Linked DNA regions of Homo sapiens: all the other regions are linked to region 2. A link is a loop called in an ENCODE intact Hi-C map of the cell type or tissue named here. Cell type or tissue: dorsolateral prefrontal cortex. All regions are shown on one strand. Links, peaks and the distances in the headings refer to the core of each region. The heading gives the core; the rest is flanking DNA.

Region 1 (10,425 bases), core at 1,017-9,016, 370 kb before region 2:
TGTCATTTACAACAACAGGGAGGGCACTGGATGTTATTATGTTAAGTGAAATAAATCAGGCACAGAAAGAAAACTTTGCACGCTGTCACTTATTTGTGGGAACTAAAAAAATTAAAACAATTGAACTCATGCAGATAGTAGACTGAGGGTTACCAGAGGCTAGGAAGGGTAGTGGGGGGTGGAGGGGAAGGAGGGATGACTAATGGATACAAAAATATAATTAAATACAATGAATAAGATACAGTATTTGATAGCATAACAGGGTGACTACAGTCAACAATAATTTGTTGTACATTTCAAAGCAACTAAAAGAATATAATTGGATTGTTTGTAACACAAAGGATAAGTGCTTAAGGTGGTGGATACCCCATTTACCCTGATGTGATTATTACCCATTGTATGCCTGTATCAAAGTATCTCACATACCCCCAAAATGTATACACCTACTATGTACTCACACAAAAAAATTTTTAATTTCTAAAAACCTCGGCTGAAAATGGACAAAAAACACTTTAATAAACTCTCTAAGACTGTCTAAAAATAGAGTACAAATTACAAACAACCTCTTCCCTCCCTCCTGCAACCCCCAGCCAATCCTTTTCATGTTCTCCACCAAATTTGGTACAGCTCCACTCCCTCAGAATAATTCCTACCTCCCACAAATTCCATGCCCTGACCCTGACTTGTCCCTTAGGTCATCTCCCACTCAGAGGCCCCCATCCATTCTTCACTGCTTCTCAGAAAAATCATCCCCATCCCTCTGAAAGTTCCCTAACTACATTCCAGTTTAAACCTCACCAACTTTGCCCCACTTCAAACAAAGCTATCTGCTGCCGCAAACCCCTTCGATTAACCCTTCCAGTACCTTAGAATCCCCTCCCCAACCCTTTAGGATCTCAGAACACACCAAGCTTCCTCAAAGTTTCCTCCAACTCACATAAATCCTCTTTCCACTCCATCCAGAAAATAGCAGTCCCTAAAATCAATGCAGTCCACCTATGTCCAGAGGCACATTCTCATCACTTAATTCCCAATCTATTCCAGGTGCCTTCAACCCTCCCACCAATGTTAATGCCTCATGATGACATCCCCCCACCCCATCAAAGAAGACCCCACAGATCTGAAATGAGCCTGAGGTAATTCCCATCCCACCACTGCACCCTCTAAAACCTTCTGAAAGCTCCCACCCCCTCAAACTAAATTCTCCTGACGTGTCTGCCTCCCCAACCCCTCCATTAATTCTATACTCTGTACTCACACAATACCCACCATCACCCAAATTTTACCTCTGAACTCAACCCCTCACATATTTCTACTTAGTTGTATAAAAAAACAAATCTGAGGCCGGGCATGGTGGCTCACACCTGTAATCCCAGCACTTTGGGAGGCCGAGGCAGGTGGATCACGAGGTCAGGGGTTCAACACCAGCCTGACCAACACGGTGAAACTCCGTCTCTACTAAAAATACAAAAATTAGCTGGGCATGGTGGCGGGCGCCTGTAATCCCAGCTACTCGGGAGGCTGAGGCAGGAGAATTGCTTGAACCTGGGAGGCAGAGGTTGCAGTGAGCCGAGACCATGCCACTGCACTCCAGCCTGGGCGACAGAGTGAGACTCCGTCTCAAAAAAAAAAAAAACAAACAAAAAAAACAAATCTGAAACCTAAAAGAGAACTGACTCTTCCCCGACCCCACCAAACCTACAGCTCTCCATATCTTTCAAAATGGCAATTCCATCGTTCCAGGTAGGTGCTCAAGCCAAAAACAGTGGTGTCATCCTGGACTTCTGCCCCAAATTCTGTTCCCTCTTCTACCTTCAAAATATATCCAGAATATATTTATTTGACCCCTTCTCTTGAGTTTCAAGCCACCAATATTTTTATCTCAACTGGATTACTGCAACAGTCCAGCCAGAATCTTTACTTCCATTTCTGACCACTTTAACCTATTCTGGAGCGATCATTTTAAAACACAAACCAGGCCAGGCCGCAGTGGCTCACGCCTGTAATCACAGCACTTTGGGAGCCCAAGGCAGGCGGATCACGAGGTCAGGAGATCGAGACTATCCTGTCTAACATGGTGAAACCCCGTCTCTACTAAAAATACTCAAGATTAGCCGGGTGTTGTGGCACATGCCGATAGTCCCAGCTACTCAGGAAGGTGAGGCAGGAGAATCGCTTGAACCTGGGAGGCGGATTCACTGCAATGGCAGTGAGCCGAGATCGTGCCATTGCACTCCAGCCTGGGCCACAGAGCAAGACTCCGTCTCAAAAAACAAACAAAAAACAGATCATGTTACTCCCACACTCAAAACACTCCAACAGGTTTTCCCACACACTTAGAATAAAAGCTACTCCTCAAATCATTTGGTTCCTGCCACCTTATTTCTCTAATTTGACAATCATGCCTGGGCCTCTGGGAATTTGCACTTGCTGTTCTCTTAGCTAGGAAAGTTCTCCCAGATGACCACAGGGCTCTTTCCCATATAAGTCTGAGGCTCAATGTTACCTCTTCAGAGCCCTTCCCTGGCCAACCTATCAAAACAACCCTCTCACTTCACCATCCTTTAATAACTGACACATATACACACGCTTGTGGATTTTTTTTTTTTTTTTGAGACGGGGCCTCACTCTGTCACCCAGGCTGGGGTGTAGTGGTGTGATCATGGCTCACTGCAACCTCCACCTCCCAGGGGCTCAGGTGATGCTCCCACCTCAGTCTCCTGACAAGCTGGGACTATAAACTTATGTCACCATGCCTGGCTAATTTTTGTATTTTTTTGTAGAGACTGGGTTTGGCAACATTACCCAGGCTAGTCTCAAACTCCTGGGCTCAAGAGGTCCCCTCCCCCCAACTCAGCTTCCCAAAGTGCTGGGATTACAGGTGTGAGTCACTGCGTCCAGGCTAAGTAAAAATATTGATCAATGAGGCCAGGCATGGTAGCTCATGCCTGTAATCCCAGCATTTTAGGAGTCTGAGATGGGGGGAGATCTCTTGAGGCCGAGGATCGCTTGAGCTTGGGAGTTCAAGACCAGTCTGGGCAACATGGCAAAACCCCATCCTACAAAAAAAAAAAAAAACAAAAATTAGTCGGATGATGTGGTGGGGCACGCCTGTAGTCCCAGCTACTTGGGAGGCTGAAGAGGGAATATCCCTTGAGCCTTGGAGGTTGAGGCTACAGTGAGCTGTGATCCCACCACTGCACTCCACTGGGCCACAGAGAAAGAAAAAAAAAAAAAACAAGCTGGGCACAGTGGCTCACGTCTGTAATCCAACCACTTTGGGAGGCTGTGGCGGGCAGATCACTTGAGGTCCGGAGTTTGAGACCAGCCTGGCCAACATGGTGAAAACCCATGTCTACTAAAAATACAAAAATTAGCCAGGCATGGTGGCGCGAGCCTGTAATCCCAGCTACTCAGAAGACTGAGGTGAGAGGAAGTCTTGAACCCGGGAGGCCAGAGGCTGCAGTGAACCGAGGTCACCCAACTGCACAAAACAAAAGACGTCCTGGCGCGGTGGCTCACTCCTGTAATCCCAGCACTTCAGGAGGCCGAGGCGGGTGGATCACTTGAGGTAAGGAGATCGAGACCAGTCTCGTCAATATGGCGAAACCCCGTGTCTACTAAAAATACAAAAATTAGCCGGGCGTGCTGGCGGGCCCCTATAATCCCAGCTACTCGGGAGGCTGAGTTAGGAGAATCGCTTGAATCCGGGAGGCAGAGGTTGCAGTGAGCCGAGATCGCGCCACTGCCCTCCAGCCTGGGCGACAGAGAGAGACTATCTCAAAAAAAAAAAAAAAAAAAAAAAGAATTCCCTAAGCTACTCCACAATGCCCAAACTACGTCTCCTGTCCTATCAAGACACAGCCCCATACCAAACACAAGCAACCTTTTCGGGAGCCTACGGCCGTCCCCCTCCAGCCTCTCCGAGCCTCTCAAGATTCCCATTTGAGATAACTTGCTCCAAAACTCCTCAAAACCCGCATTCTCTCAGACTGGCCCGCCCGTGAGCTCCCACAAGAGTGTAAGCTCCCGTCTGTCCGGTTGGCCAGTCCAGTCTCCCCTGTGTGCAGCACGGAACCAGGTCCCATACCCTCGAATGAATGAACTGCGTCCCTCACCTCACCCTTTCCACGTATCCCCAGCCCCTCTTATCCCCTAACCGCGATCAAACCCCACAATCACCGCTTTCGGGCCTCGGATTTCCTGAGTTTGAATTCTCCCGCTCTCTCAGGACTCCCCAACGCCCCCTTCAGAGCTCCCATCCTTCGGAACGGCCCTCCCAACCACTTCCCAGACCTTCCAGAAACATCCCCAATCAACTCCTCCAGTCCCCCCAAGAGAGAGACGATCCCAGAGCACAGAATTCCCGCCTCCTCCCTTCAAATCACACCTTCCCGCTCCTTCCGGGCCGCAAACGCCTCAGAATAGACGCCCCCTCCAGACCCTAGCGGCCTCAAGCCGCGCCGGCCCTGACCGTTTCTGGGCCTCCAGTCCCCACAGGCGGATCTGCCGGTCATACTGTGCCGCCTCCTCCTCGCTAATGCCGCCGCCAGCCTCCTCCTTCTCCACCATGGCGCCGGCTCTTCCTGCCTCAGCTCCGGTCCCGCTCAAGCCAACCGCCCGCCGGACCCGCGCGCCACCTACCGCCGCCGGCAGCACGCCCGGAGTGCTTCTGCGCATGCGCAGACCCTCCCACGCCTGCGCAGTACCTCGTCCGCGGAGCCTGGGACCAAAAGTACCTCACGAGACTCAAAGGCGATCCGGCGACTGCATGTCACGTGACGGAGGGTCCAACCAATCCTAGCCCCAAAAATGGCGCGGCTTAAGGCCCCGAGGGCGTTGCCCACGTGGTCACTTATGTGGCACTTAAATTCTGCAAATATTTAAGGAGTGCATACTGAGATCCCAGCAATAGGGATGTTGTAAAATAACGGTATTGAGTGAAATCGACAAAGCCCTGTCCTCATGGAGTTTACGATCCAGTGAGAAAAGCCCGAAGAGAAATAAATATAAACCCAGCGATGATAAATGCTTTGGAGAAAAATAAAGCAGGACATGGGGCTACAGAGTAACAGGGGTGGTCAGGGAAGGCTTATCAGAGGTGACATTGAACTGTCAATTTTTTTTTTTTTTTTTCATAGAGATGGGGTCCCTCTGTTGCCTAGGCTGGTCTCCAACTCCTGGCCTCAAGCCATCCTCCCGCCTCTGCCTCCCAAAGTGCTGGGATTACAACCATGAGCCACTGTGCCCAGCCTTTCATGTCCCTACTATGTGTTGCACTTTGTGCCCAGCCCTGGACATACAATAATAATAAAAATGAACACATCTCTGCCTTAGAGGCAGTCACGGCCCAGTGGGAGAGAGGAGCGTTAAGAAAACAGGAATAGGCCAGGCACGGTGACTCGCACCTGTAATCTCAGCACTTCGGAAGGCCAAGGCAGGCAGATTACTTTAAATCAGGAGTTGGAGACCAGCCTGGCTAATGTGGTGAAATCCCGTCTTTAGTAAAAATAAAAAAATTAGCAGGGCATGGTGGCTCACACTTGTAGTCCCAGCTACTTGGAAGGCTGAGGTAGGATAATTGCTTGAATCCGGGAGGCGGAGGTTGTAGTAAGCCAAGATCATGCCTCTGCACTCCAACCTGGGTAACAGAGCAAGACTCTGTAAAAAAAAAAAAAAAAGAAAGAAAGAAAGAAAGGAAGGAAGGAGGGAGGGAAAGAGAGAGGGAAAGGAAGGAAGGAAGGGAAAAAAAAAAAAAACCAGGGATGGCCCCAGGTGGTCAATATAGGGAAACGCTATCTCTATTAAAAATACAAAAATTAGCTTGGTGTGGTGGTACTGAGTCTATAGTCCCAGCTACGTGGGAGGCTGAGGTGGAAGGATTTCTGATGTTAGAATCATAGGCTTTTTGGCAGGGCACAGTGGCTCATGCCTGTAATCCCAGCACTTTGGGACGCCAGGGAGGGCAGATCACGAAGTCAGGAGTTCGAGACCAGCCCGGCCAAGATGGTGAAACCCCCATCTCTACTAATACTAAAAAATTAGCCGGGCGTGGTGGCACACGCCTGTAGTCTCAGCCAATTGGGAGGCTGAGGCCGGAGAATCGCTTGAACCTGGGAGGCAGAGGTTGCAGTGAGCCAAGATCCTGCCACTGCACTCCAGCATGGATGACAGAGACTCCCGTCTAAAAAAAAAAAAAAAAAAGCCACCATGCCCACCTAACTTTTGTATTTTTAGTAGAGACAGGGATTGCACCATGTTGGCCAGGCTGGTCTCGAACTCCTGAACTTGTGATCCACCCGCCTCGGCCTCCCAAAGTGCACGGATTACAGGTGTGAGCCACCATGCCTGGCGGAATCATAGATTTTTATTTAAGAATTGCTTAGGCCGGAGGTGGTGGCTCACGCCTGTAATCCCAGCATTTTGGGAGGCAGAGGTGGGCGGATCACGAGGTCAGGAGTTCGAGATCAGCCTGGCTAACATGGTGAAACCTTGTCTCTACTAAAACTACAAAAAATTAGCCGGGCGTGGTGGCAGGCGCATGTAGTCCCAGCTACTGAGGAGGCTGAGGCAAGAGAATAGCATGAACCTGGGAGATGGAGCTTGCAGTGAGCCGAGTTCGCGCCACTGCACTCCAGCCTGGGCAACAGAGCAAGACTCCGTCTCAGAAAAAAATAAATAAATAAATAAATAAATAAATAATAAGAATTGCTTAGCGCCCGGCATGGTGGCTCATGCCTGTAATCCATGCGCTTTAGGAGACTGAGATAGGAAAATCACTTGAAGTCAGGAGTTCATGACCAGCCTGGGCAACATGACAAGACCCCTGTCTCTACAAAAAAAAAAATTTTTTAATTAGCTGGGTGTGGTGGTGCGTGCCTGTAATCCCAGCTACTTGGGAGGCTAAGGTGGAAGGATCCTTTGAGCCCAGGCGTTAGAGGCTGCAATGAGCTATGATGGCACCACTGCACTCCAGCCTGGACAACAGACCTTGTCTCAAAAAAAAAAAAAAAAAAAAAAAAGCTTAAGATATTTTTCAGATCCTGAATTCCAGCAAAACAGCTGATACCAACCAGTGTGAAGACCCCGCAGAGGAACCAAATCGACAGGAGAATAGAGTTTCTTCAACTCCCTGTTTCATTACTTCACCCTGCACACTTCAACCAACCAATGACCTCCACACTTCAACCCACTCCAAAACCCTTAAAAAGCCCCGAACTCCCTGGGGAAGTGGATTCGTGGTTCCTTCCATCTCCTCTCTTGGTTTTCAGTGGCCCCTATGATTAAACCTCTTTCTCTGCTGCAACCTGGGGTCTCCTACTATTGACTTGCTGCAAGCATTGGGGGGAAGGACCTATTATGATGGAAAAGCTTTCAATAGGCCAGGCACTGTGGCTCATGTCTGTAATCCCAACACTTTGAGAGGATCACTTGAGGCCAGGAGTTTGAGGCTGTCAAACACAGCCAGACCCCGTCTCTACAAAAAAATATAAAAATTAGGCCGGGCACAGTGACTCATACCTGTAATCCCAGCACTTTGGGAGGCATGGACGGGAGGATCACCTGAGGTCAGGAGTTAGAGACCAGCCTGGCCAACATGGTGAAACCCCATCTCTACTCAAAATACAAAAATTAGCCGAGTGTGGTGGTGTGCGCCTGTGATCCCAGCTACCCAGGAGGCTGAAGGCGGAGAATCACTTGAACCCGGGAGGTGGAGTTTGTAGTGAGTGGAGATCTTGCCATTGCACTCTAGCCTGGGCAACAGAGCGAGACTCTGTCACAAAAATAAATAAATAAATAAAATAAAGATTAAAAATTAAAGTTCTGATTCCAAAGTTTTTTGCACTTTGGTGTGCCACTTCCTAATCTCCGGGGAAAATGCCAGTTACAAGATCAAATAACCACTTTGTGCAGGAAACGACATTTAGAATTCAGAGAATGACCCAGCTGCAAAGGGCTGTGTCAAGTATCTTTTAGATAAGCCTCTGAAAATAAAGTGCTGTTTAGTTGCCTTATATTATTAAAGGAAAATGTACATGGATTATAGAAAGAAAAATAGAGGCCAGGCACGGTGGCTCATGCCTGTAATACCAGCACTTTGGGAGGCCGAGGCGGGCGGATCACCTGAGGTCGGGAGTTCGAGACCATCCTGACCAAAGTGGAGAAACCCCATCTCTACTAAAAATACAAAATTTTAGGCATGGTGCCGCATGCCTGTAATCCCAGCTACTTGGGAGGCTGAGGCAGGAGAATCGCTTGAACCTGAGAGGTGGAGGTTGCAGTGATCCGAGATTGTGCCATTGCACTCCAGCCTGGGCAACAAGAGCAAAACTCTGTCTCAAAAGAAAGAAAGAAAGTAATCCTGGGCTGGGCGCGGTGGCTCACGCCTGTAATCCCAGGACTTTGGGAGGTCAAGGTGGGTGGATCACAAGGTCAGGAGTTCGAGACCAGCCTGGCCAATATGGTGAAACCCGGTCTCTACTAAAAATACAAAAAAATTAGCCAGGCGTGGTGGCACATGCCTGTAATCCCAGCTACTCGGGAGGCTGAGGCAGGAGAATTGCTTGAATCCGGGAGGCAGAGGTTGCAGTGAGCTGAGATCGCGCCACTGCACCCCGGTCTGGGTGACAGAGCGAGACTCTGTCTCAAAAAAAAAAACAAAAACAAAACAAAAAAGAAAGTAATCCTGAAGGTCCATGGCATATAGTAATTCGTAATTGGTTAGGGAGTGACCCAGTGACCCAGGTTCTTACCTGTGACTATGCCATAACTCTTGTAAAATGATCACTTTGTTGGCCAGGCGCGGTGGCTCACGCGTGTAATCCCAGCACTTTGGGAGGCAGAGGCGGGCGGATCATGAGGTCAGGAGATCGAGACCATCCTGGCTAACACGGTGAAACCCCGTGTCTACTAAAAATACAAAAAATTAGCTGGGCATGGTGGCGGGTGCCTGTAGTCCCAGCTACTCGGGAGGCTGAGGCAGGAAAATGGTATGAACCCAGGAGGCAGAGCTTGCACTGAGCCAAGATAGCGCCACTGCACTCCGGCCTGGGCAAAAGAGCGAGACTCCGTCTCAACAAAAAAAAAAGAAAAGAAAAAGAGCCCTGAAAATAAAGCTAATTGCTGCATAAATTATTTTCTCCTGTACTTGCAGACTCATTGAAGGTCTAAAAGTGTCTCCCTTTCCTCTCTTCACTTCTACTTTTTATAGTTTCTGGGAAAAATTAAATGTGATGGTATAGTCTCATGTTTGGAAATATGCATCCTTTTAAAAAAACATTTTTATTGGCTGGGCCCGGGGGCTCACACCTATAATCCCAGCACTTTGGGAGGCCGAGGCAGGTGGATCACAAGGTCAGGAGATTGAGACCATGCTGGTCAACATGGTGAAACCCTGTCTCTACTAAAAATACAAAAAAATTAGCTGGGTGTGGTGGCGCATACCTGTAGTCCCAGCTACTTGCGAGGCTGAGGCAGGAGAATGGGTTGAACCTGAGAGGTGGAGGTTGCAGTGAGCTGAGATTGCGCCACTGCACTCCAGCCTGGCAACAGGTCAAGACTCCCTCTCAAAAAAAAAAAAAAAAAGACATTTTTATTGAGGTGAAATTCACATAATATAAAATTAGGCAGCATTTTGAAGTGCACAATTTAGTGGCTTTTAGTACTTTCACCATATTATACAATCACCACCTCAATCTAGTTGCAAAACATTTTCACTATCCCAAGAGTGGTGGCATAAGTCTTAAATGGCCAGGAGTCAACTATGATTTTGCTATGTAAACAATTTCAAAAGAACTGGAATAGTTCAGTGTTACAGCTTAGCATAATTTAGTATAAACAGTCCTTTCCCCACTTTTTAAGTGCTATCTGAGCTTTATTCATTAGGTGATTATTAATTAGGAATGCTATATTGTAGAACATCTTGGCATGTCTGGTCCTTGTCCTCTAATCCCAGTAACAAACCCTTCACCATTGTGACGATGAAAAAAGGTAAGTTTCCAAATTCTCCCAAGGAAGCAATACTGTTCCCTTGAGAACCAGATGACAACCAAAAAACCAGTCGTTAATTTTCCTTAATAATTTCCAAAATGTCCTCTAGGGGGCAACATTATCCCTTGAGAACCAGGTAGACCAATCACTCCTCTTCCAGCCTGGATCTCAGGACCTCTCACCTCCTCAATGAATCTGCGATTGGATTAGCAAGGAAGAAAGGGAAAAAATGCTATGGGTTGGTGGTCAGCAGGTTCCAACAAAATGGAAATGCCTCTCTTTGGCCAATGGTCTCCTCCTTTGTTCTCCAGGCGTTGGTGCCAAATGGTAGTGCTTCTTCCACACTCTGGAGGAACTTCTCTGTGAATGCCTCCTCACTCACAGTGTAAATAACCCTCCCTAGAGCCATCCCAGGAACTGGAGAAAAAACAGGTC
Region 2 (10,425 bases), core at 930-8,929:
AATTTAGTTGGTCTGAACTAGTATGGAAATACTGTTCTTTCTTGTTTGTTTTTGAGACAGAGTCTCGCTCTGTCACCCAGGCTGGAGTGCAGTGGCATGATCTTGGCTCACTGCAACCTCCGCCTCCTGGGTTCAAGCGATTCTCCTGCCTCAGCCTCCTGAGTAGCTGGGACTACAGGCGCCCACCACCATGCCCGGCTAGTTTTTGTATTTTTAGTAGAGACAGGGTTTCACCATATTGGCCAGGCTGGTCTTGAACTCCTGACCTTGTGATCCACCCACCTCGGCCTCCCAAAGTGCTAGGATTACAGGCGTGAGTCACCATACTTGGCCAATACTGGTTGTTAAAATACTGAAATACTTCTGACTGGATAATAATAGTACAAGAGTAGTTGAGAAAGCACTGAAATTCAATACATATTTGAATAAAAATGAATTAGTTCAAGTTAATTGTGACAGATCTTTGTCATATCATAACTTAGGTGATAATAAGGATTTTTGTTTTTTTGAGACAGGGTCTCACTCTGTTGCCCAAGCTGGAATGCAGTGACATGATCATGGCTCACTGTAGCCTTGACCTCCTGGGCTCAGGTGATCCTCCCACCTCAGCATCCTGAGTAGCTGGGACTGCAGGGGTGCACCACCACGCCCAGCTAATTGCTGTATTTTTAGTAGAGACATGGTTTTGCCTTGTTGGCCAGGCTGGTCTTGAACTCCTGGCTTCAAGTGATCTGCCCGCCTCAGCCTCCCAAAGTGGTGGGATTACAGGCATGAGCCACCCCGCCTGGCCCCTAGTCTGGTCTTGAACTCCTGGGCTCAAGCAATTCACCTGCCTCGGCCTTCCAAAGTGCTGGGATTAATGGTGTAAACCACCACGCCCTGCTCAATTTTTGAAATGTTTTGTAGAGATGAGGGTCTCTCTATGTTGCCCAGGCTGGTCTCGAATTCCTGGCTTCAAGCCATCCTCCTGTCTTGGCCTCCCAAGGTGCTGGGATTACACTATGCCTGGCCTAAAATATTTTAAAAATTTGATGCATACATTGACATATACTAATTTATATTACAGTACCAGTGGCAAAACATTTTGAATATTACCCTTCCTTCGTGAATGTCCAATGAGACATCTGGAAGCTGCATGAGACAAGGGATGATGCTGTACTGTGTGGAGATTCCTGAATATTACAAGACATCTGCATCCCTGGACCACGTCTGCCAAGAGCCAAGAGCAGCTTCCAGTCATGATGATAATGCAAATCATCCCCATGCATTCCAGAATCCTCCCTGTGGACCTGCCAAGTCTCTTTGTGAACCATTTTTGGGTTCAGTGGTTAAAAGCAGGGGTTGGGTTACAAGAAGTCAGGCTTTGGATGTCTGAGCCTCAGGAGACTCGGCCAAACAGTAATCTTCTCTTGCTGGTCTATGAAGCCTCCTCCTCCCAGGAATGTACAATTGTGAAATATTACCAATCTCCCCAGTTTACAGGTTCAGAGAGGCAGCGACTTGTCTGAGAGTACAAAGAAACCAAGTGGCCAAGCCAGGATTCAAACCCAGCCAGACTCTGGGCCCCTTTACCGCGAACACACTCCTGTGGGAGGAGCGATCTCATTGCTTCCACTTCCCAAATGCAAGGTGGGGGCGCAGAGACAGAGTCAATAGAGGCCCTGGGAGAAGGTGGCAGCACTGGGAAACCCGGTCCTCTCCAACCTCAAGCCCATGTCTTTTCTTTTTTTCTTTTTTTTTGTGGGGGGATGGGATAATGCTCTGTTGCCGAGGCTGGAGTGCAGAGGTGCAATCAGAGCTCACTGCAGTCTTGATCTCCTAGGCTTAAGCAATCCTCCTGCCTCAGCCTCCCCAGTAGCTAGGACTACAGGTGCATGCCATTATGCCTGGCTGATATGGTTTGGCTGTGTTTCCACCCAAATCTCATCTCGAATTGTAGTTCTGATAATCCCCATGTGTCGTGGGAGGGACTGGGTGCGAGGTAATTGAATCATGGGGGCAGTTACCCCCATGCTATTCTCGTGATAGTGAGTTCTCATGAGATCTAATGGTTTTATAAGGAACTTTCCCCTTTTGCTTGGAACTTCTTCTTCCTGCCATCACAAGATGTGTTTGCTTCCCCTTCTGCCATGATTGTAAGTTTCATGAGGCCTCCCCAGCCGTGCTGAACTGTGGGTCGATTAAACCTTTCCTCCTTTATAAATTACCCAGTCTCAGGTAGGTCTTTATTAGTAGCATGAGAAGGGACTAAAACAGTGGCTATTTTTTTATTATTTTGTAGAGACAGGGGATCTCGCTATGTTGCCCAGGCTGATCTTGAACTCTTGGCCTTAAAGGATCCTCCAATTTTGGCTTCCGAAAGTACCGGGATTACAGGCATGAGCCACTGTGCCCAGTCCTTGCTTATTTTTAACATTTTGCCTCTTATTTATTATTTTATTTTTTTGAGATGGAGTCTTGCTCTGTTGCTCAGGCTGGAGGGCGGTGGCACAATCTTGGCTCACTGCAAGCTCCGCCTCCCGGGTTCATGCCATTCTCCTGCCTCAGCCTCCTGAGTAGCTGGGACTACAGGTGCCCGCCACCATGTCCAGCTAATTTTTTGTATTTTTAGTAGAGACGGAGTTTCACTGTGTTAGCCAGGATGGTCTCGATCTCTTGACCTTGTGATCCGTCCGCCTTGGGCTCCCAAAGTGTTGGGATTATAGGCGTGAGCCACCATGCCTGGCTTTATTTATTATTTTTAATTGACAAGAGTCTTGCTCTATTGCTCAGGCTGGTCTCGAACTCCCGAGCTCAAGTGTTCCTCCTGTCTCAGCCTCCCAAAAGTGTTGGGATCACAGGCGTGAGCCACCACGCCCGGCCAGCTTTTTTTTTTTTTTTTTAACCCGTGGTCTTGAATGCTGGGTGCTCACACCTGGGTGTGCAAAAGTCATTGGGATGAGGCAAGAAACATAAAAAAAACCCTATTCATATTCATAATTTTAAAATGGAATAATTTAAGCTTTATTACTAACATACAGATAATAGTATCTGTATATATTTATAAATAAATATACACATATTGGGAATACATGCCCAAATACCATTTATTCTTAGGTGCATAATCAAATAAGGAAGGCTGCCATTGCTTTCACCTGCTAAGTGGGTCTCCAAGCCCCTCTTGGGGACCATGACTAGAGAGGGGCATAGTGGGTAAGACAATTGTGGGCTCCAGAGCCTGACCACCTGGGTTCAAGCCCCCGATCTGCCCCTTCCTAAGCTGCCTGACCTTGAGCAAGTGACTTCACGATTCTGGCCTCAGCTTTTTCATCTGTGTAATGAAAATAATAGCAGCTGTCACTTCAGAGGGCTGAGGTGAGGGACGCATTAGTTGATCCAGGTGAAACACTGAGAATGGTGCCTGGTACCCAGTAGGTGCTCAGTGAGTGTGAGCTATGGTTATTGTCTACACTGCCGTGCAAGTGGGGAATTAGGTGCAGACAGCTGAAATAATGAGGTATTAGTCATGAGTGGAGCTGCGATTCAGAAGTCGGTTCTTTTTCTTTTTTAAAAATAGAGACGGGGTCTTGGCATGTTGCCGAGGCTGGTCTCAGACTCCTGGGCTCAAGCGATCCTCCCACCTCGGCCTCCCAAAGTGCTGGGATTACAGGCGTGAGCCCCCGCGCCCGGCCCAGCACCCGGTTCTCGACCACAGCCGCACCTCGGAGCTCTGAGCATTTCCTCCTCTGCAAGACTGAAATACTTCTATTCAGTCTTGAATAGAACAGTTAAGAGTAGCATGCAGGTCACAGGGCTCTCCCAGGAGGGAAGGAGGTCGCAGTCCAAAAGAAGGGGAGGTGGTCACTGCTGTCCGCCTCCCACAGGGGCTTGGAGAGAAGTCCAAAGGCTCAAGAGAGTAGATGGCTATGGAACACAGGCCCTGGGCGTACTGTCGCCCGGGCAGCCACAGTGGGCCACCAGGAGCGGGACCGGCGCGCCCTCTAGTGGCGGAAGCAACCCCTGCAGCCAAGGGTCCCGCATCCTGGAAGCAACTGAGGCACAGAGAGACTGCGACGCCCCCCCAGGCCCACCTGGCTCCGAAGCGATAGAGCCAGGATTTGAATCTCGCCAGTCTGGCTCCAGAGCCTGCACTGTTTCCAAAACTCTGCCCCTGCCCTAGAGCGCAGGGCTCTCGGAATCTTGGGCAGAACACTTTTTTCGGGTCTGGGGCTGTGCTGGGCCCTGCGGGACGGCGTGACATCCCCGTCTCCCTCCATGACTGAGATGACCCAGGATGTCCCCACGCATATCCACGGCTCCCAGTGGGCATGACCATTTGATAAATCTGGAGGTCGCTTCCCATCCTCGTCCTGGTGCTCTCCTCCTGCCAATGCCAGCCTTCTCTCATGCTCTCCTTAGAATTTCTTTCTTGGTCAGTTTCCCCCTTCCCCTCTCCGCGACATCCCTCCACCCCTCACCGCTCACACAGAGCTTCTCCACATCCAGACAGACCCCCGAAAAACAAAGGCGAGGTTATCAGGGCTTCAGCCGCTTCCCGTCAGACTCAGCAGTGCCGGGTTGGGGTACTGGGGGTTCTCGATGACCCCGGGCCCGAACTTGAGCTCCAGGAAGCGGCGGTAGTTGTTAGGCGCCTGCGCCACGAAGCCGGCAAAGGGCAGGGGCACCAGCGGCTGCAGGAAGTGCTCGGGAAACTCCACATCCTGCCGGTGGTCCAGCCACGTGTCCTTGGTCATGACGCCATTGCGGGGGTAGAAGGGCCACAGGTCCACGTGCAAGTGGTTGCTTTCGCTGTACTGCACGCGGAAAAAGTCGCCCTCGACCGCCTTCTCCCATACGAAGCCGCGCTCATCCACCACCGAGCCGGCCTCTGCCCCCCGCAGCTGCTCGCAGTTGCCCACGTCCTCCAAGTAGATGCCCAGGTCCACGTCGTAGTCCCATGGGATGATGTCCCCGTGGCGGGCGGCCCCCAGCAGTGAGCCGCCCTCGAGCCAGTAGCGCACGCCCGCAGCCTCCAGCACGCCCACCACATAGCGGGCGGTCTCGCGCAGCGCGCGCAGGCAGCAGGGGGGCGTCCAGCGCTCCTCGTAGAGGTAGGCGGGCGTGTCGCCCACCACGGTTCCGAAGCAGCGCGTGGTCTCCTTGTTGCAGCCGAACCACTCCAGCCGCCCGCCTTCCCAGCTCACTAGGCGGATGCCCAGCGCGCGGAGCAGCGCCGCCCGCCGAGCGCGTCCCTCGCGCTCAGCCTTCCAGCGCGCGTGGGCCGTGGCCAGCGGGGGCTGGCGCGCCGCGGCGAAGGTCAAGTCCAGCAGCTGCACCGCCCAGCCGCGAAGGGCGGTCTGCAGAAAGAGGCTGGTGCCCACCGGCCGGGCCAGGGGCGCCGAGAGGTTGAAGAGGTCGCGGGCGCGCAGGAGCACCACAGCATCTCCGTCCAGGGCGTCGCAGCGGGGCGCGGCGGGGGCTGCGCCATAGCGGGCGGTCCACTCTCGCAGGCTGACGTTCAGGGCCAGGCACCTGGCAGGGTTGGCCGTGGCAACCGGGGCGGCCACCAGACGTGCGCTTCCTGCGCGGAGCGCCTCCACCATGCGCTCCAGCAGGCCAGGTGCCTCAGCCCGCGCCCCATCAGGTACTAGGGCCACAAACTCGGTGGCCACGTAGGTCTCCGGGCGCGAGGCTGCGGCTGGCCGGTCCAGGGCGGGCTGGAGCAGCGCCAGACGCACGTTGGGGATGCGGGGCAGGGCCAGGGGCGGGTAGGGGAGCGTGTCGGCTGCCACCACCACGGGCTGGGCTGGGTCTTGCTGCAGGAAGGAGTCTACCAGCTCGGGCACCGCGTTGTCAAATGCCTCGAACTCCCGCACCAGGACGGTGACACGGGGGCCGGCAGCAGAGGCACGACGGGGCCCCCGGGCCCGGGAATTCCTAGGCTGGTGCTGCAGCCACGAGACATAGAAGAGGACCAGAAGGTTGAGGGTGATGGCGGCCGCCAGGGCAGCCTGGCAGCGGGTGAGCCGCATGGGGCCGAAGTCTGGGGCTAGCTGGGCCTCCGGGGCATCCTGGGGGAGGGGGACGAAAGGGAAGGCAGCAGCTGATTGTCAGAACCACCCCCTTCTGCCACCCTCAGCCTTGCCCCTTTCTACAGCTCTTTCTCAATTCCCTTTCTTTTCCCTATTTGGTTTCAGCTTTGACTTCCCCTTCTCCAGGAAGCACTCCCTGACCTCCCAGTCTGGGCCATGCACCAACTCTGGGTGTCCTCAGAATTTTTTTTTTTTTTTTTAAACAGAGTGAGTCAAACTAATAGAAACATAAAGTAGAATGACGGGTGCCAGGGGTTGCAGGCAGGGGGGAATGGGGAGTTGTTTGATAAGTACAGAGTTTCAGTTTGGGAAGATGAAAAGGTCCCAGAGGTTTGTTGGCACAACAGTATGAATGCATTTAACACTACTGAACTGTGTGCTGAAAAATGGTTAAGATGGTACATTTAATGTTATATATACTTAATCAGAATTTAAAAAAAATTTTAAGTGGGGTGCTGAAAAATATAAATGAAAAAAAAAGGTTAGGCTGGGCGCGGTGGCTTATGCCTGTAATCCCATCACTTTGAGAGGACAAGGCAGGTGGATTACCTGAGGTCAGGAGTTTGAGACCAGCCTGGCCAACACGGTGAAACCCCATCTCTACTAAAAATACAAAAGTTAGCTGGGTGTGAGGGCGGGTGCCTGTAAGCCCAGCTACTCAGGAGGCTGAGGCAGGAAATCGCTTGAACCTGAGAGATGGAGGTTGCAGTGAGCGGAGATGGCACCATTGCACTCCAGCCTGGGCAACACAGCGAGACTCCGTCTCGAAAAATAAATAAATAAATAAATAAACAAACCAATTTAAAACAAGAAAAACAAAACAAAAGTGGGGTGGGCCAGGTATGGTGACTCACGCCTGTGATCTCAGCAATTTGGGAGGCCAAGGCAAGAGGATCACTTGAACCTGGGAGGTGGAGGTTACAGTGAGCCGAGATGGCACCGTTGCACTCCAGCCTGGGCAACAGAGTGAGACTGTCTCAAAAAATAAATAAATAAATAAATAAATAAATAAATAAAAATTAAAAAAAAAAAAGAAAAAACAAAAGTGGGGTGGGCCAGGTACAGTGACTCACACCTGTGATCCCAGCAATTTGGGAGGCCAAGGCAGGAGGATCACTTGAGTCCAGGAGTTCGAGACCAACCTGAGTAACATAAGGAGACTTCATCTCTACAAAAAATAAAAAATTAGCTGGGTGTGGTGCTACTCACCTATGGTCCCAGCCACTCAGGATGCTGAGGTGGGGGGATGGCTTGAGCCAGTGAGCCATGATCATGCCACTGCACTCAGCCTGGACAAGAGTGAGACCCTGTCTCAAAATACCCAACAACAACAAAAAACTGGGGTAGCTTGCATCAAAAGAGGCTGCCAACCTTAGGACACTCCCCTCCACATTCATTGGCCACACCCTCAAGCACCAGATGGCGCTGTCTCCTTGTCCCCACCGAGACTGAAGATTTGGCTGGCCGGTCTCCAGCACAGGTGGTATAGCTCTGGGTTCCAAGCAGATGATCAAATAATTTCCCCATGAAGGCTTTTTGTAGGTTTCTGCCCTTCCTAGAGAGAGGGGGCATCCAACTAACCTCCCTATGTCCTAAATCCTCTGTCCCCTCCTCCCCATTTCCACAGCTCCCTCCTCAACCAGGTCCACCCACATTCCCATCCAACCTCCCCCTGGTCTCCTGGCAATTCCTCTCCCCGTGATAGCCAGAGGAGTCTTCCTAAAGCACAAGTTGGACCTCTCCTTCCCCTGCTCTGAACTTGCCATGGCTCCCAGTGCCCAGGGGAGAAAGTGGAAGCTGCTTCTGACATTCCCCTTGTCTGCCCCCCATTCCACCCTCATCTCTTGCCATGCTTTCCCCAACCTGTATGTTTAAGTCACCCTGAACATTTTCTCAAACTGCTCTTATTTCTTTTCTTTTCTTTTTTTTTTTTGAGATGGAGTCTCCCTCTGTTGCCCAGGCTGGAGTGCAGTGGCAGCTATCTCATCTCACTGCAACCTCTGCCTCCCGCGTTCAAGCGATTCTCCTGCCTCAGCCTCCTGAGTAGCTGGGATTACAGGCATGCGCCACCACACCCGGCTAATTTTGTATTTTTAGTAGAGACGGGATGTTGGTCAGGCTGGTCTCGAACTCCTGACCTCAGGTGATCCACCCGCCGTGGCCTCCCAAAGTGCTGGGATTACAGGCGTGAGCCACCGCGCCCAGCCAAAAACAATTTTTTTTTTTTTGAGACGGAGTCTCACTCTGTTGCCAGGCTGGAGTGCGGTGGTGCGACTGGCTCACTGCAACCACCGCCTCCAGGGTTCAAGCGATTCTCTTGCCTCAGCCTCCTGAGTAGCTGGGACTACAGGCGCGTGCCACCATGCCCGGCTAATTTTTGTATTTTTAGTAGAGACGGGTTTTCACCATGTTGGGCAGGATGGTCTCAATCCCTTGACCTCATGATCTGCCTGCCTTGGCCTCCAGAAATGTTGGGATTACAGGAGTGAGCCACCACACCCAGCCAAAATATATATATTTTTTAAACGGACAGCGTCTTGCTCTGCTGCCCAAGCTTGAGTGCAGTGGTGCAATCACGGCTCACTGCAGCCTCGAATTCCTGTGTTCAAGCCATCCTCCTGCCTCAGTCTCCCGAGTAGCTGGGACTACAGGCATGCAATACTGTGCCTGGCTAATTTTTCAAACACATTTTTGTGGAGACTGGCTCCCACTATATTGTCCAGGCTGGTCTCGAACTCCTGACCTCAAGTGATCCTTCCGTCTCGGCCTCCCAAAGTGCCAGGATTACAGGCGTGAGTCACCATGTCCTTTCTAATCTTTAGAATCCTGGAATTGCCTTCTGGACCTTAGATTGATTCTTCCTTCCTTCAATCCTTCAACATCTATTTGTTGAACTCCTACAACATGCCAGGCACTGTTCTAGGCACTGGAGAGAGAGCAACAGATGCTCAGAGACAGACAACATTCCTGCCCTTGTGGAGCTCCCATTAGTGCAGGGGCAGGAACCTTTGCAACCACAGAACCTCAAGCCCTTCAAAATCTTAGAGTTTAGGTACATAGGAGCTCCGAACACACATGAGATGGTTAGTCTGCATATCCTTGAAGGTCACAGCAAGAGACTGTCTTCCCGCTTCTGTTCCTGTGGTCTGTTCCTCATTCAGCACCTCGAGAGATCCTGTCACAACTCACATTTCATCCTGTCCTGGCTCTGCTCAGGCCCTTCTGTGGCTGGCACCTCGCAGGAAAAGCCAAGGTACTCAATGTGGCCCATAAGGCCCCGCGTGATCTTCCATCCTTTCCTACTCACTCACTCAGCTCTAGGAACATTGGCCACCAACACCATCTTTCAAACACACCTGGGACACTCCAGCTGCAGAACTGCCTGTTGCCTCTGTCTGAGTGTTCTTATCCCAGATAGCCACAGGCGATCCACCCCACTGCGCCGGCCCCCACCCCCATCACTCCAATGTCACCTTCCCATAACCTCTTCCTTTGGCCATCCTATTTAAAAATGCATCTTGGTGGGCTGGGCATGGTGGCTCATGCCTGTAATCCCAGCACTTTGGGAGGGCGAGGTGGGCAGATCGCCTGAGGTCAGGAGTTCAAGACCAGCCTGGCCAACATGGTGAAACCCCATCTCTACTAAAAATACAAAAAATTAGCCAGGCGCGGTGGCGGGCGCCTGTAGTCCCAGCTACTCGGGAGGCTGAGGCAGGAGAATGGCGTGAACCCGGGAAGCGGAGCTTGCAGTGAGCCGAGATTGTGCCACTGCAGTCCGCAGTCCGGCCTGGGCGACAGAGCAAGACTCCGTCTCAAAAAAAAAAAAAAAAAAAAATACAAAAAAGTTAGCTGGGCATGGTGACAGGCGCCTGTAATCCCAGCTACTTGGGAGGCTGAGGCAGGAGAATTGCTTGAACCCAGGAGGCAGAGGCTGCAGTGAGCTGAGACCATGCCATTGTACTCCAGCCTGGGCAACAACAACAAAACTCTGTCTCAAAATAAGTAAATAAACAAAAAAATGCATCTTGGCCAGGTGCAGTGGCTCACACCTGTAATTCCAGCACTTTGGGAGATTGAGGTAGGCAGATCGCTTGAGACCAGGAGTTTCAGATCAGCCTGGACAACATAGTAAGATGCCATCTCTACAAAAAATAAACAAAACTAACTGGATGTGATGGCTTGCACCTGTAGTCCCAGTTACTTAGGAGGCTGAGGTAGGAGGATCACTTGAGCTGGGGAAGTCAAGGGTGCAGTGAGCTGTGATGGCGCCACTGCACTCCAGCCTGGGCAATAGAGCGAGACCTTGTCTGTCTTTAAAAAAAAAAAAAAAGCATCTCCCATGTACTTCCTATCC
Region 3 (10,425 bases), core at 1,466-9,465, 280 kb before region 2:
CAGTCTCCTTGCTGCTCTTCCAATGCTAAACGGAGTCCCTGGAGCTGTAGGTGCAGCAGGAGGGACTGTGGGCAGCCCTGAAGAAGGACTTCCAGGGACCAGGGAGTGGGATGCTCGGGTCTGGGGGGTGGTAGGCAGGCTTGGTGGGTGGAGGTGGGTCTCACAGTCCACGTGGCTCTGGCGGATCCTCGTGGCGTCCTGTCCGTGGACAAACTGGTAGCAGCTGCGGCCCACCAGCTCTGAGGGCCCCAGGTCCATGTGGTCGCTGACTCTGGGGGGTGACAGAGAAGAGGGGAGGAGTCCAAGACCACGGGGTTGGGGGAGAGGCAGAGTTGGCTCCAGAGTCCCCTGGGGTTCACACCCTTGCTGTAAAATGGGTGCAATAACAGTGTTGGCAGGCGCGGTGGCTCACACCTGTAATCCCAGCACTTTGGGAGGCTGAGGCGTGTGGATCACTTGAGGTCAGGAGTTCGAGACCAGCCTGCCTAAGATGGTGAAACCCCGTCTCTACTAAAAATACAAAAATTAGCTGGTTGTGGTGGTGCACGCCTATAATCCCAGCTACTTGAGAGGCTGAGGCAAGAGAATCACTTGAACCCGGGAGGTGGAGGTTGCAGTGAGCTGAGATTGCGCCACTGCACTCCAGCCTGACAGAGTGAGACTCCATCTCAAAACAAACAAACAAACAAACCACAAAACAGTGTCTCTCCCGGGGCAGCTGCGAGTATTCGCGTGGATGCTAGTGGCAAGGCCCTAGGCACCCTGGACACCTCAGAGCATGGGACTATTTCAGCACTTAATTTGCCTCCACTGCGGGATGCAGGAGAGGAAATGGATGAGAGATGAAAGACCAGAGAAATGAGAAATGAAAGACCAGAGACGGGCCAAGATCTGCAGCCCCAGAAGGAGGGCCCGGACCCAAGACACAGCCCCTCTTCCATCCCCGAAGGCACCCCTGGGCTAGGCCTCCGCCCTGGTCCCCTGCCTTCCCTCCCTTCTCCCCATCACCCTGTCCCATCCATTGCTGTTCCGCCTCCCATGGCTCCCCAGTGCCCTATCCTGCAGACCCAGCACTCCCTCTGACTCCCCATGTACCCCCAGATCTCCATTGTGCCCCCAATCCACCCGCCACAGCCCCCAACCCCGGTACCTGCTCTCACAAGCAAGGATGGTGAGACCCAGGCTGAGACGGAAGACGATCATGTGTCCATGGAGTGGCAGCTCAGCCAGGGGGGCCGGGGGCAACGTGTGCCCGAGGGCCACAAGGCCCAGGGCGTGGGCCCGAAGGCGCCCAGTCACGTGGATGACCTGCTGGTGGTGGGCATGGTTGGAGGAGGGACAAGGCGGGCCAGTGGGGGCAAGAGGACCATCACTGGGCTGGGTTCCCTCTGTCCCCCACAGGTGCTGGAGGACTGGACACTGTGTGACCCCCCCAGTCCCATTCCCAGACCCAGTTCCCTAAGCCACCTGCAGCCAGTGAAGCCACCAGCCTGGTTCCCTCGGTCACCCTCAATCTGGGGACATGGCTGCCTGGAATACAGGAGCCTGACTGCTCACACCCACCTTGTACCCTGAGGCCTTGACGTGCAGCCCCCTCTTGGTGAGCGTGGATTTCATGCGGACAAAGAAGGAGCGCTCCTGGACCAGGGAGGAGGGGGGCACCTTGGTGAGGCTGGCCTCTGGGACAGAGAGTGAAGGAAGGTTATGGGGTCCTGAAGAGGAAACACACAGGCCACCCTGACCCTTGCAGAGCCAGCCGGACATAGACACAAGATGTCCGCTGGGCCACGGCCGCACTCAGAGGCATGCCTGATGATTTTGAAAGCTCATGGGGACAGTATGTGGGCTCCCCTATGTGGCAGCCATCCGCATCCTTTCTTTTTTTTTTTGAGACTGAATATCACTCTGTTGTCCAGGCTGGAGTGAATGGCGCAATCTTGGCTCACTGCAACCTCCGCCTCCTGGGTTCAAGTGATTCTTCTGCCTCAGCCTCCCAAGTAGCTGGGATTACAGGCACATGCTACCATGCCCGACTAATTTTTGTATTTTTAGTAGAGACGGGGTTTTGCCATGTTGGCCAGGCTGGTTTTGAACTCCTGACTTCAAGGGATCTGCCCTCCTTGGCCTCCCAAGGTGCTACGATTACATGTGTGAGCCACCATGTCTGGTCCCATCCATGTCTTTTTTTTTTTTTTTTTTGAGCTGGAGTCTCGCTCTGTCACCAGGCTAGAGTGCAGTGGCACGATCTCGGCCTACTGCGACCTCCGTCTCCCCAGTTCAAGTGATTCTCCTGCCTCAGCTTCCTGAGTAGCTGGAATTACAGGCACGCGCCATCATGCCCAGCTAGTTTTTGTATTTTTAGTAGAGACGGGGTATCGCCATGTTGGCCAGGATGGTCTCAATCTCTTGACCTCGTGATCTGGCCGCCTCGGCCTCCCAAAGTGCTGGGATTACAGGCGTGAGCCACTGCGCCTGGCCCCATCTACGTCTTTCTAATGCTCAAACGTGCCTCCACCCTCCCCTGCTCTGAACCTGCCATAGCTTCCTGAGGCCTTGAGAGGAAAGCCCACCTCTCAGGACCCATCCTCCAGGTCTCAGCACAGACTTCTCCTCCTCCAAGAAGCCCTCCCTGACCCTCAGGCTGGGTCAGCCATCCCCTCTGGGTTCCCCTATCCCAGCCCTGCCCCATCTGGGTTGCCACTGTCTGAGGACAGGTTGGTCTCCCCTCACTGGACTGGGAGCCCCAGGTGGGTGGGGCTGGAGCTGTCATGGTCACTCCTATGTCACCAGGACAGGGGCTGGCCCAGAACAGGGGATTGGGGAATAGCAATAAATAAGACTCACAAATCCAGATCCTTCTGTAACCCCTACAAAACGGTCTTAAAAATATGCTCACACACAGATGACCCTGTGCCTAAAACTCAGGTACAAACACAGTCCCACTCCCCAACAGCCTGCACGTGTTGCAGACTTCGCCCCACGCTTGCAAGCACAGCTGATGTCTCAGATGTTTTTGGTGTTAAGCAAACCCAAGATTGGAAAATCCTATTTACAGGATAGTTAGCCTCATAGGCCCCCAACATCTCAGAGCTAAAAAGAGCCGGCAGGGTAATCTGCAGCACCCTCCCTCCCATACACAGTGGGAGTGGAAATTTCCACTGGAGAGAAGGGTTAGGCGTGCTGACCCCGGAACAGACAGACCTGGGCTAGAATCCAACTCAATCACTTATAGCTGTGTGACCTGGGGGCAATTAACTTAACCTCTCCGCGCCGTGCCTCAGTTTTCTGATGTAAAATGGAGATAACACTTCTTGCATTGTGGGCCTGCGCTTAGGATCTAATGCAATTTTTTTTTTTTTTTTTTTTTTTTTTTTTTGGAGACGGAGTCTCACTCAGAGTGCAATGGCCTGATCTCGGCTCAGTGCAACCTCCACCTCCCAGGTTCAAGCGATTCTCCTGCCTCAGCATCCTGAGTATCTGGGATCACAGGCACCTGCACCACGCCCGGCTAATTTTTGTATTTTTAGTAGAGATGGGGTTTCACCATGCTGGCCAGGCTGGTCTCGAACTCCCGACCTCAGGTGATCCGCCCACTTCGGCCTCCCAAAGTGCTGGGATTACAGGCGTGAGCCACCGCACCCAGCCTTTTTTTTTTTTTTTTTCCAGACACTGGCTCTGTCACCCGGGCTGGAGTGCAGCAACGTGATCTCCTCACTGCAACCTCTGTCCCCAAGGCTCAAGCCATCCTCCCACCTCCCAAGTAGCTGGGACCACTGGCATGTGTCATCATGCCCAGCTAATGTTTTTTTCTTTCTTTTGTTGTTGTTGTTTTTTTTGGAGACAGTCTTGGACTCGCCCAGGCTGGAGTGCAGTGGCACAATCTCTGCTCACTGCAACATCCATCTCCTGGGTTCAAGTGATCCTTCTGCCTCAGCCTCCCGAGTAGCTGGGACTCAGGCACCCCCCACCATACCCAGCTAATTTTTTTTTTTTTTTTGTATTTTTAGTAGAGATGGGGTTTCACTATGCAAGCCAGGCTGGTCTCAAACTCCTGACTTTAGGTGACCCACCCGCCTCGGCCTCCCAAAGTGCTGGGGCTACAGCTTTGTGCCACCACTCCTGGCCTTTTTTGTAATTTTTGTAGAGATGAGGTTTCACTATGTTGCCCAGGCTGGTCTCCAACCGAGCTCAAGTGATCCGCCCCCCTGGGCCTCCCGAAGTGCCGGGGTTACAGGCGCGAGCCGCCGCGCCCGGCCCTAACGTAATTATGTAATGTGATTGTGCACTTACAGACACAGCCGGTGTATATTCCCAATAAGCCTGCCTTGTTATTTACCTAAGCCTCTCCCAACTCCTTTCAGCAGCCAGGGGGGTCTTTCTGTAGCTCGAATCTTTGGGAGTTTGGCAAGCTTAAGGAACCAAGTCTCACCGCCTCAATTTATACTCCGATTCCTTTTGCAAAGATTCGTTCTACACAGTTCTAACTTCACTGCTATTTGTATAAACGCGGCATGGCTGGATACAGTACAGCGGGCGTCCCCCGATCTACCCTCAGACTTCATTCTTTAGGAGCCCTTAGAATTACCGATCTCGGGGGTATCTGCAAGCGAAGAGGAAGAGGAGGAGGAAGAGGAGACGGAGGGCGGGGTTGGGGGGCCGGGCGTCGGCGTCCGCAGCCCCAGTTGCTCCAGCACCTCTGAGTGGTCCCCAGGGTGAATGTAGTCGAAGACGCTGCTGCCCGTCATCTCCACCTGCCGGCGAAGGAGGGGAATGCAGGGGGCGGGTGAGGTGCGCGCGCAGTAACTCGCTCGCCCTCTGGGCTCAGCCTTGCCTCATTTGCCTGCACGCAGGTGCGCTTCATGCCAGTGTGTTTTTTTAAGAAAAGAAAAAAACAAAAAACAATTACCTTTCAAACGGAAGATACAAACTTAGACTCTTCTCGCTTCATACCCAGTGATTAGTAAGGATTTTTCCCCGCCCACTCTATTAAGGGGCTGTGTGTGGGAGTGGGGCGTGGGTGGGAGGTGTCAGAACCTCCGTTTACCCAACTCCTGCTTACTCACTACCACCCCCATACAGCAAACAACTGTGCCCTGGCATGAATCACTGGGTGTCCCAGCAGGAATGAGATTCAAGATACAAACAGGGGAGTGGTTTTTAAGCTCTTAAAGAGTTAGAGCTTTTCAATCAGACACTTTTACATTCAATTCTACCCGTAAATCTCTCTCCTAGCAGTCCCCTTCTCTCCCTGCCTCCCTCAATGCAGGCCCCCATCTTCTCCCCACTGTGTTTCTGCCCCCGCGTCCTCACTGGTCTTCTGACCTACAGTTCAAAGATGCCTCTGCAAGTTACTTACCTGACCACCATGGCTGCCATGACTCCCATTGCCCCTCAGCTTGGAGGTCACATGCTTCCCTCAGTCCGTTATCCCTCTGGGCTCCGCCCCCTCATTAAATCCTCCCCCACGCCAGCTTCAACAGCTTCAAGCCTTTCCTTCTTCTTCTTCTTCTTCTTCTTCTTCTTTTTATTTTTTTAGACGGAGTTTTGCTCTTGTTGCCCAGGCTGGAGTGCAATGGCGCGATCTCGGCTCACCGTGACCTCTGCCTCCCAGGTTCAAGCAATTCTCCCGCCTCGGCCTCCCAAGAAGCTGGGATTACAGGCATGTGCCAACACACCTGGCTAATTTTGTATTTTTAGTACAGACGGGGTTTCTCCATGTTGGTCAGGCTGGTCTCAAACTCCCGACCTCAGGTGATCTGCCCGCCTCAGCCTCCCAAAGTGCTGGGTTTACGGGCATGAGCCACCGCGCCTGGACTTTTTTTGTTTTGTTTTGTTTTTGAGATGGGGTTTTGCTCTCGTTGCCCAGGCTGGAGTGCAATGGTGCAATCTTGGCTCACTGCAACCTCTGCCTCCTGGGTTCAAGTGATTCTTCTGCCTCAGCCTCTGGAGTAGCTGGGACTATAGGCATCTGCCAGCACACCCGGCTAATTTTGTATTTTTAGTAGAGACTGGGTTTCGCCATGTTGCCCAGGTTGGTCTCGAACTCCTGACCTCAGGTGATCTGCCTGCTTTTGCCTCCCAAAGTGCTGGGATTACAGGCGTGAGCCACCACACCTGGCCAAGCTTTTCCTCCACTCTTCCTCCCTCCCGTCCTCTTGTCCAAATTCCCCTCCTTTTGGTGTCTTCCTCCTCCAGGAATCTCACTGAAAAGGTACTCACAAGTTGCCAATGCACTGAATTTCCTAAATTTCCTATTTGTGAAAAATATTTGTAAAAATGATCAAAGTTGATAGCAATTTGTATTGGAGGGACTGGCAAAGCTTAAGGTGCTGTGAGATGCCAGGGCTCCAAGGATGGGGCTTTCAGTAGGTCTTCCTGCCCTTTTTTTTTTTTTTTTTTTGAGACGGAGTTTTGCTCTTGTTGCCCAGGCTGGAGTGCAATGCCACGATCTCGGCTCACTGTACCCTCCACTTCCTGGGTTCAAGTGATTATCTTGCCTCAGCCTCCCGAGTAGCTGGGATTACAGGTGTCTGCCACCACGCCTGGCTAATTTTGTATTTTTTGTTTTTTAGTAGAGAGACGGGGTTTCTCCATGTTGGTCAGGCTGGTCTTGAATTCCCAACCTCAGGTGATTTGCCTGCCTCGGCCTCCCAAAGTGCTGGGATTACAGGCGTGAGCCACCGCGCCCGGCCCTTTTTTTTTTTTTTTTTTTTTTTTTTTTTTTTTTTTTTTTTTTTTTAAGGCATAGCCTCACTTTGTTGTCCATGTTGGAGTGCAGTGGCTTCATCATGGCTCACTGCCACCTTGACCCTATGGGCTCAAGCGATCCTCCCATCTCAACCTCCTGAGTAGCTGGGACAACAGTGTGCCACCATGCCTGGCTAATTTTTAAGTTTTTTTGTAGAGATGGTGGGGGTGGGGGTGGTGGGGTGTCTCACTATGTTGCCCAGGCTGGTTTTGAATTCCTGGCCTCAGGTGATCCTCCTGGCTCAGCCTCCCAAAGTGTTGGGATTACAGGCATGAGCCAGCGTGGGTGGCCTCTAAACCTTTAAAATTGTTAAGAAGAAACAAGTGTTGGCAAATATGGTGCATCTGGCCCGCCAGTCATTGGCAAACTGATCTTTCAGTGAACCTGCTTTCCTCAGATCTACTTGTTACTTTAATAGCCCCCTCAGGCTGGGCGCGGTGGCTCACGCTGTAATCCCAGCACTTTGGGAGGCTGAGGCAGGCGGATTGCCTGAGATTGAGAGTTCAAGACAAGCCTGACCAACATGAAGAAACCCTGTCTCTATTTAAAAAATACAAAGTTAGCTAGGCGTGGTGGTGCATGTCTGTAATCCCAGCTACTCGGGAGGCTGAGGCAGGAGAATCGCTTGAACCCAGGAGGCAGAGGTTGCAGTGAGCTGAGATCGTACCATTGCACTCCAGCCTGGGCAACAAGAGGGAAACTCCAACTCAAAAAAAAAAAAATAGCCCTCATCAGCCAGGACAGTGGCTCACACTGTAATCCTAGCACTTTGGGAGGCCGAGGCAGGTGGATCACGAGGTCAGGAGATCTCAACCATCCTGGCTAACATGGTGAAACCCCATCTTTACTAAAAATACAAAAAGTTAGCCGGGTGTGGTGGGCGCCTGTAGTCCCAGCTACTCAGGAGGCTGAGGCAGGAGAATTGTTTGAACCCGGGAGGTGGAGGTTGCACTGAGCGAAGATCGCACCACTGCACTCCAGCCTGGGTGATAGAGCGAGACTCCGTCTCAAAAACAAACAAACAAACAAACAAAAAACAATAGCCCTCCTCTGCCTTCAAGGATGAACCATGCTGGGTGCCATGTGGGGTGCCAAGGAACACACTTTGGGGACCACAGAGATCCAGTCCATTTTTCTTGCTGCTATGGTGAGACCAGGAGAGAGGAAGGATATGCATAGGCCTGGCAAGGGAGATGGTGGCTGAGCCAATCCAGGTCCACTGGGGGTCCCTTACCTGTGAGAGACCCAGATAGATGGAGACTGTCTCTGAGATGTAGAGGAATTTTCCTTCCTGGTTCAAGGCGAACACAAAGCCATCCAGGGACTAGAGCCGGGAGAGACAGGGAGGGGGAAGGAGAGGACCCGGTGTCCCTCTGTCCAGCCGCCAAGTGGTAAGAGGTTCTGAAACCTGGGTCTCCACCTGAGGTGGACTGTTTTGGTGGGGAGGGGGCTTCAGTGGTCCTCGGAAGGGGCAGGGAGTGGAGGGATCTTGAGCATTCGCCTTCCCAGTCCAGGTACCCCCCACAATAGATGGATGCTGAAGAGGCTGCTGTTCTCCAGAGGCGGCCGCTAGGTGGTAGCAAGGAGCGGCAGGCAGGGAAGGGGCCTCACTCACCTGCAAGATGTGACCTCCCAGGTGCTGCTCGAAGACTTCGGAGACCAGCGCTGCGGGGCCGCGGCGGCCTGGGGCTGGGGCAGATGGAAGGATGAAGCCTGTTAGTCTGGCTGACCCTGCCCAGGGCAGGTCCCCCGGGAGCCAGTCTACAAACCTCCCTCTCTTCCCCTAAGGCTTGTAGACATCTTGGGGTATCTGGGCACCCATGGGGGAGAGACCTGGGGCGTGGGACACACAGGTGGGTGGGACAGTGAGTGACAGACTGACTCACAGAGACAGACGGGCCAGGGGGTGCATAGAGGGACTCATTCATTCATCCACCCATTCACTCACAAAAGCTCCCTGAATACCTACCCTCCCTATGTCCTGCACTAGGCATTGCTGGGAGTGCAACGGTGACCAGGACAGCCCAGCAACCCCTGCCTCCTGCTGGGCTCTCAGACCAGGGGCAGTTGAACAGCAAGCAAGAAACTAACATCTCTGCTTAGGGATCCCATAAAAATAAATAAATAAGAAACCAACAGGCTGGGCGAGGTGGCTCACACCTGTAATCCCAGCACTTTGGGAGGCTGAGGCAGGCAGATCACAAGGTCAGGGGTTCGAGACCAGCCTGGCCAATATGTTGGATCCCCATCTCTACTGAAAATACAAAAATTAGCCGGGTGTGGAGGTGGGCGCCTGTAGTCCTGGCTACTCGGGAGGTTGAGGCAGGAGAATCGCTTGAAACCGGGAGGCAGAGGTTGCAGTGAGCCGAGATCATGCCACTGCACTCCAGCCTGGATGACAGTGCGAGACTCCATCTCAAAAAAAAAAAAAGAAAGAAAGAAAAAAGAGAGAAAGAAAAGAAACCAACAGGCTGGGCGAGGTGGCTCATGCCTATAATCCAAGCACTTTGGGAGGCCGAGGAGGGTAGATCACTTGAGGTCAGGAGTTTGAGACCAGCCTGGGCAACATGGTGAAACCGTCCCTACTAAAAACACAAAAAAATTAGCTGGGCATGGTGGCGTGGGCCTGTAATTCCAGCTATTTAGGAGGCTAGGTAGGAGGATCGCTTGAACCTGGGAAGCGGAGGTTGCAGTGAGTCAAGATCGCGCCACTGCACTGCAGCCTGGGCAACAAAGTGAGACTCCGTCTGTTTAAAAAAAAAAAAAAAAAAAACACACACACACAAAGAAACTAACAAATATGGAATTACCCTTTGTGGCCAGTGCTATGGAGAATGAAATAGGTGGTGCAAAATGGAGAGTAATGGAGTTAGGGCTGTTGAAGGAGGGGACATTTGAGCAGACCTGAAGGATGAGAAGGAGGCAGAGAGGAGACTGAAAGACAGAGACAGAGGGATATAAAGGAATAGAAAGAGATAGAGATTCTACAACTCAACAACAAAAAGACAATTCAAAAATGGGCAAAGGGGCCCAGTGTGGTGGCTCACGCCTGTAATCCCAACACTCTGGGAGGCCAAGGTGGGTGGATCACCTGAGGTCAGGAGTTCGAGACCAGCCAACATTATGAAACCCCATCTCTACAAAAATTAGCTGGGCATGATGGCGGGTGCCTATAATTCCAGCTACTCGGGAGGCTGAGGCAGGATAAATCGCTTGAACCCAGAGGCAGAGGTTGCAGTGAGCTGAGTTAGGGCCATTGCATTGCAGCCTGGGCGACAGAGTGAGACTCTGTCTCAGACAAAAAAAAAAAAAAAAAAAAAAAAAAAAAAAGGCAAAGGGCCAGGCACGGTGGCTCATACCTGTGATCTCAGCACTTTGGGAGGCTGAGGTGGGAGGATTGCTTGAACCCAAGAGATCAAGACCAGCCTGGGCAATGCAGTGAGACCCCCATCTCTACAAAAAATATATTTTTAAAAATGGGCAAAGGACTTGAATAGATACTTCTCCAAAGAAGATACACAAATGGCCAATAAGCACATGAAAAGATGCCCAACATCATTAGTCACTAGGAAAATGAAAATCAAAACCACTATGAGACACCACTCCACACCCGCTAGGATGGCTAGCATCAAAAAAGTAGAAAGTGGCCAGGCGCCGTGGCTCATGCCTGTAATCCC

What was found. A loop is a pair of places that touch in the nucleus more often than their neighbours do. Peaks named below come from ENCODE experiments on the same cell type or tissue, not always from the same donor. Only the 100,000 strongest peaks of a DNase experiment are listed, where the experiment ranks them.
Region 1: a loop joins it to region 2, with 2.4 times the contacts of the local background. A loop is called at or near these places in 2 of 110 quality-filtered maps.
Region 3: it touches region 2 in a loop (2.9-fold over the local background); 8 of 110 quality-filtered maps call a loop at or near these places.

What each region holds. Positions count from the first base shown.
Region 1 is chr19:47,125,078-47,135,502 of GRCh38, reverse strand. SAE1 (SUMO1 activating enzyme subunit 1) reads right to left here and starts at 4,668. Exons shown (of 9, transcript NM_005500.3): 1 at 4,475-4,668. The coding sequence starts at 4,572. RefSeq lists enhancers at 1-176, 4,348-4,587, 4,280-4,894. In dorsolateral prefrontal cortex, for the core only: CTCF peaks have their summits at 4,464 and 4,663 (motif pointing left); DNase peaks (open chromatin) are centred at 4,010, 4,672 and 5,289; H3K4me3 peaks cover 2,308 bases; H3K27ac peaks cover 1,483 bases.
Region 2 is chr19:46,751,037-46,761,461 of GRCh38, reverse strand. It overlaps FKRP (fukutin related protein), which reads right to left. Exons shown (of 4, transcript NM_024301.5): 4 at 2,887-6,050. The coding sequence starts at 6,011. The coding sequence ends at 4,524. Among named protein-coding and RNA genes, the nearest start is that of STRN4, 9.8 kb to the right of the region's middle. RefSeq lists a silencer at 1-10. In dorsolateral prefrontal cortex, for the core only: CTCF peaks have their summits at 3,768, 3,984 (motif pointing left) and 7,468 (motif pointing right); a DNase peak (open chromatin) is centred at 3,971; H3K27ac peaks cover 1,838 bases.
Region 3 is chr19:47,030,290-47,040,714 of GRCh38, reverse strand. It overlaps NPAS1 (neuronal PAS domain protein 1), which reads right to left. Exons shown (of 12, transcript NM_002517.4): 4 at 8,364-8,437; 5 at 7,983-8,072; 6 at 4,586-4,751; 7 at 1,564-1,679; 8 at 1,151-1,308; 9 at 165-271. Among named protein-coding and RNA genes, the nearest start is that of TMEM160, 13 kb to the left of the region's middle. RefSeq lists an enhancer at 8,479-8,980 and a silencer at 9,905-10,006. In dorsolateral prefrontal cortex, for the core only: CTCF peaks have their summits at 4,540, 4,745 (motif pointing left), 8,106 and 8,307 (motif pointing right); DNase peaks (open chromatin) are centred at 4,213, 4,754 and 8,320; H3K4me3 peaks cover 1,448 bases; H3K27ac peaks cover 2,762 bases.